2 separate regions of the Homo sapiens genome follow, and region 2 is linked to region 1. Evidence: chromatin contacts called from ENCODE Hi-C data. All regions are on one chromosome and are shown on one strand. Each heading gives the region's core, a stretch centred on a gene start or an enhancer-like site at or near the end of the contact. The rest is flanking DNA. Distances are from core to core; before and after follow the strand shown.

What was found. A loop is a pair of places that touch in the nucleus more often than their neighbours do. Pooled maps may share reads with other maps.
Region 2: a map of prostate gland shows a loop between it and region 1 (4-fold over the local background). The contact joins the enhancer-like site here to the promoter of PID1 in region 1. A Hi-C loop is called at or near these places in 1 of 168 maps with a recorded cell type or tissue (prostate gland) and 6 of 50 pooled maps.

Annotation. Positions count from the first base shown.
Region 1 is chr2:229,269,953-229,272,652 of GRCh38, reverse strand. It overlaps PID1 (phosphotyrosine interaction domain containing 1), which reads left to right and starts at 1,366. Exons shown (of 3, transcript NM_001100818.2): 1 at 1,366-1,639. The coding sequence starts at 1,610.
Region 2 is chr2:228,770,114-228,772,813 of GRCh38, reverse strand. No RefSeq gene overlaps it. Among named protein-coding and RNA genes, the nearest start is that of LINC01807, 160 kb to the right of the region's middle. Within about 2 kb of position 1,326, at least 6 of the 41 ENCODE cell types and tissues checked have a DNase peak (open chromatin) inside an H3K27ac peak, as active enhancers do.

The DNA of each region.
Region 1 (2,700 bases), core at 117-2,616:
AATGCCTCTCTTTCACACCCCTCTGCTCTCAGGACCCTGCCTTGTAGGAGCCTAGGGCTCCCCACAAACATTGTGTTCTCTCTGCTCCTCTCTTTGGTCATTCTATGTCCTGAGTTCTTCCCACCATGTTCTCCTCTCCCACTCTTCATCAGCTCGAGAATCAGCTTAGTATCCCTGACTTGCCAAGTGCCTTTAACCCCCAGCCCTAGACGGATGCTCTTTCCACTGGGTTTCCATGGTCAGTTAGAGGCGCAGGGCCACATCTCCTGCCCTGAAGTCATCTGACTGTGCACTCTCTAAGCCACTCACTGGCTGTGTGACCTGGACAAGTGACCTAAACCTTATAAGCCTCATTTGTTTGATCCACATGGTGAAAATATTAATAGTTATTTTGCCGAGTTGTCAAGAGAATGGGAAGGGCTGGCCTGTTTAGGACAGGAAGTCATCTCATGGTGGCCGGCACTAGCCGGGGAGCCTCCAGGCCTGCGAGCCCAGAGCGGCTTTCCCTTGGGTTCTGAGAGCCTCCTGCTGCACCTGGCAGATCTCAGGATGAGTTAGTGATTCGGGAGTCTGCATGGCCCTCCTCACCCCTGTATAGGTTAGGAGTCGAGTCCTCTCCCCATCATGAAGCATGGCCTCTTCGTGGCCAATCCCTCTCATCTCTCAGGTCTTACTCCAGGCATTCCCCAGGGCCCTTGTCTAAGAAGCTCTCCTCTCCCCTTCTTCCCACATCTGCCCTGTTTTATCACCACCCGATATAGCACCGGCTTGTTGATGTGTTTGCTCAGTCACGACTCTCTCTCCAAAGCAGAAGGTAAGCTCCAGAGAGAAGGAACATTCTCTTGTCTTCTATTCTGCGTCGCTGCATCCTCAGAACCCAGCATAGGGGCTGGAGCCTAATAGATGCTCAGTTAACTGGAGTGGGAAGAATGAATGGAAGTGTCTCCCTAGCACAGCGCCAGGCACAGCACAGGCACTTCAGAGATGCCTGTTATATGGAAACCCGGGACCCCCGGGGCTACGGTTTCCTTATTTTAGGAATTTCCCCCACCCCCGCCACCCCCGACATCCCCGCTGCCCCCACCACCCCCGGCTCCAGGCCCTTCCCCCCTCAGCCAGTCTGTCCCTTTTCCCAGACCCCAACCCAATGGGGGCTTCCTGCAGGGAAGGGCCGGCTGTTCTAGCCTCCCCATTCACCCCTCACTAGGATTTAGAGTCGGCCGCGCTGCACTCCCGCCCCGCGCGGCCCCTGGGCGCCCGCCCCGGGCATGCTCAGAGCGCGCAGGTCCGGGCGGCGGCGGCGGGGGAGGAGGGAGCGGCCGCCCCCGCCGCCGCCGCGCGCTCGCCGGGCCCGGGCGGAGCTGCGCAGTCCTCTCGCAGCTGCGCCAGGACAGCCGGCGCGCGGCCGTGCCCACAAGTTGCCGGCAGCTGAGCGCCGCGCCTCCTCCTGCTCGCAGCCCCCTACGCCCACCCGGCGGCGGTGGCCAGCGCCAGGACGCACATCCCGCGGACACCGACCCCAGATGTAAAGCGGGACCCCAGCCCCTCGCCCCCCGGCGCGATCGACAGTCTCGCCAGCGTCTCCTCTGCCAAAACCCAGGGCTGGAAGATGTGGCAGCCGGCCACGGAGCGCCTGCAGGTAAGGGGCACCCGGGAGCCGGGGGCCAGCCTGGAGGAGGAGGTGCCCGGGCAGAGGAACCTAGTTTTTGCTTCTGCCTACTTTAGGGGATTTGCCCAAAACCATCTTGTAAGACGCATCGATGGCAACATGATGCTGTCGGTTTACCCAGCGCCAGGAACCCGGCAGGGGTATGGGGATGATGAAATTGATAAACGCACGGGTTCAGGCGTTACAACTTTTGGCTTGGAGGTGCTTGTGTGCGTGTTGGTTGGTACATATAAGGTTGGACTTTCTGACTGGCAATTTAGATTGCATTCCACTGACACAATGCAGTGGTCTGGGGTTAGGATTTTTGAAGCCAGATTTTTTTTTTTTTTTTTTTTTTTTTGTGGTCACCAGGAAAGACAGAACAAGTGATATGTGAAAGCATCCATTTGCCAATATAATGTGGAAATATCAAGCTTGGTTTGGCTTGGTCATGGTATGCTACTTATTTTATTTTTCCCTATTCATTGGTTCTCTCCCTTTATCTTCCTTAAACCCAAGCTCCTTCAGATATTTAAGAATCAAAAGTAGGTTCAGCCAGGAATATTTATGTCCTGGGTTATCCCATCAAAAGTTTTTTACTGCTGTCTCCTGAAATGCCAGACTGCCTTGAATTGGATTCTGGAAGCTGGGGATTTGCGGGAGGCGATTGAAGAGAAAGAGGGACCTTTCCCAGAAGAACTCCTTCAGTGACACGTTGGGCCTTGGGATTGCCCTGGTTGCAAGGTTTGAGGACTGCCTTTTGCTGGCAAATATTGTCAAGAGTCACGGCAGCTACTCTGCCAGATAAAATCCACTGAATCCTGCAGTTAAACTTTTGGCAAGCTAGGAGCCACATTGTTTCGTAGTAAACTTTGAAGACGTGTTTAACTGGTAAAATACAGCACCATTGGAGGCTGAGTGCATCTGAAGACTTAGGACAATGAGGCCAGGCCCTGGCTAGGTTGGAGGCTTCTCAATGAACATTTACAGCCCCAAGCACAGTTTCTCAGATGCAGGGAGAGGCTAACCTTTGTCTAGGAGTCCTCATACAG
Region 2 (2,700 bases), core at 77-2,576, 500 kb after region 1:
AACTTCCCAGTTAATAAAACAGCTATTAGGTAAATTCTAGAGTGGAGACTTTCTTGGGAAACCATCTGAGAGCACAAAACCAACTTTCACAAAGGATCTTATTCTAGGATTGTTTTAGGATGTGTCTTCTTCCCCTGTCATGAGAAGTCAGAACCAGAGCAAGGGAAGTAGTTTCTGTATATTTGCTCAGTTCTACAATTAGTTTGCATATTCATGTTTGCTTGGTTTTGGTGAACCTAGTTTGCTAGGTTGTTAAAACAAAATAAATCAAAACAAACCTATGAATACCTTAGCAATCATTCCATAGAGTAATGTTTTATATCCACTGTTACTTTCTACTCTAGGATCTGCTGACTTTTAGCATTAAGGTACAAATTATTGTACTATTTGGGATTCAAATAACACATAGCTGACTTGCCCAGATAATTGATGAGAATGAAAAAAAAATCCAGAGCAGTTGGAAGATTTTTTCCCATAATTTCCAGAATAAAGACACAGAGAAAATGATCTCTACCAGACCAATGAAGATTAAACAATGACCTACGGAAGAAAGTATTTCTCTTTCAGATTTTATTTTCAACTTCCGAAGTAAAGCTGAACCAGGACAATAAAGAAAGCTTGACATGTATACTGCCAGTCTGTTTATGAATTCCAGTTTTATCACAACACAAATAGATAAATAATAGAAGCCCATAACGCTTGTCTCTGAAATAGTAGTTAAACTGAAACTCAGTATGCAGGAAACAAAAGATGAATGATCTCTCATAAACATGTTTTTATAACATAATCCACTCATATAAACAACTGGCAGTGCATCCTTTTGGGATTCTTGTTAGCCAGGATTTCCAAAGCTACAATGAATGGATTGAGTTTCAAAATTATTTCCCAATGTTGTGCTGCTTGGAAGAGACATCTGTTTACTGTATGTAAATGAACAAGACATTCTGTTCTTTTAGGGACTCAACAAAGAACCCTTAAAGTAGGCCAATTTTGCAAATAAGAAAATACAGTGTCTTCAAAGGACTACAAATAATGTTTAACTAGAAATAATATGAGGGTTTTATTTTTCTCTTCAAAGTTTCTATATTTGGATCAAGTGAGGGATTGATATTTCCCTTTGATTAAAAACCTATCTAGGCTTTTTTCTGTCTTCTTGCCTGGTCATCAGACAGACTGAAGTTAGAAAACAGATTTACTTCATGGAAGAAGTGTGCAGCAGACAGAGAGGAGCGAGTAGGCATAAATCTTAGTTCAGTTAATATTTCCACATGTCTGGCAAATACCCCTGGAAGGCCAGGAGTCCAAACAGTTTGAAGCAGATGCCTCCGCATGTGCCTTGCTTTCATATTCTATTTCGCCTCTTTGTACTAGATTGATGTTGCTCATCTTGTACATACTAATTTTGTATGAGCTGAGCTTGGCTTGAAGCAAGGGAGTAGTCCTGATGTGCGGTGAGCTGGGGACAGCTTAATAACGGGAGTCAGTCAGATACAACTTATGTGCAAAGACAAATAGAAAACTCTCACCTTACACAGAACTTACAAATGTGGTTTCATAACTCAAAGGGAAGTGGTTGTTTTCTTAAATTCTAGCTTTTAGGGAGAAAAATCTAAAAATTAACACCATAATGCTGCCGAAGAATTGTGTTTCTTATTCATTAAACTTAAATATCTCAATTACTCTTTAATATTAAAAATGCAAATACCTCTGTGTTATAAGACTATAACCACTCTTTCTATATTAAAAATGTACTGAATACACTCTAAATATGAAAAATTTGTAACATTTGCTTCAATAAATATTGTTGATACCTAATTGATACTCCTCCATTTTTTTCCATTTAAGAAGACATGTTAACCAGCCATGTCTAGAATATTTCACTCATGGTTACATTGAAACTGAAGGTGATACAACTTTATTGGCATCCTGTTGATTTTATAAACATTTCTGATAAATGTATTTCACTCTTTTCTTCCCACTTTTCTTGGTTGTTCTGACCCTCAGCAATATTTTTATTCAGAGCCCACTATGGGAAGAGCCCTCCTTTTAAGTGCCTAGGCCCACTTCACTTTCCTAAATTTAGATGTGTTCATATAGAAGTAATGGAAAGACTCCCCCAAATTATATTTTCTTTTTAATACTAATAAACTTGGTGGAACTCTACTTTTTTTTTAGCCAGATGCCAGCACATTTAAACCAAATTTTGGCCTTGCTGTTTGGTTTTATTTTTTCCCATTTTGAATCTCCTCTCTGAAAAAAAAAATTGTGTAAATGATTTTAAAACACTACAAATATCAATGATGAAACCAGCCAAAGAAAAGCATGTATACAAAGCAAATAGCACACATCTCCTCTCTCTTCCCTGACCAAAAAAAAATAAAGTAGGAAAAAAAGGAAGGATAGAATTTGAATAGAGAAGAAAAGACAGTGGTTGATGTCGAGCCATAATATAATTATGTGTGTGTTGTGTTTGCTTAGATGTTTTGCTTCAAACTTCTATGACCATTGGCTACCAGCGATATTAGAAATAGGAAATACCTTTGTCTGCCTTCAGAAATACCTGCCTATTTGGATTACACATGACTAAGAAGACCATAGTTAAAGGTGGCGCCATCATGGTTTCAGCCGTCATTGTCTTGTCAGCAGTGGCGCTTGGTTATCTGAGCCTGGCCCTGGGTCATTATCTTTGTCTCCTTATCT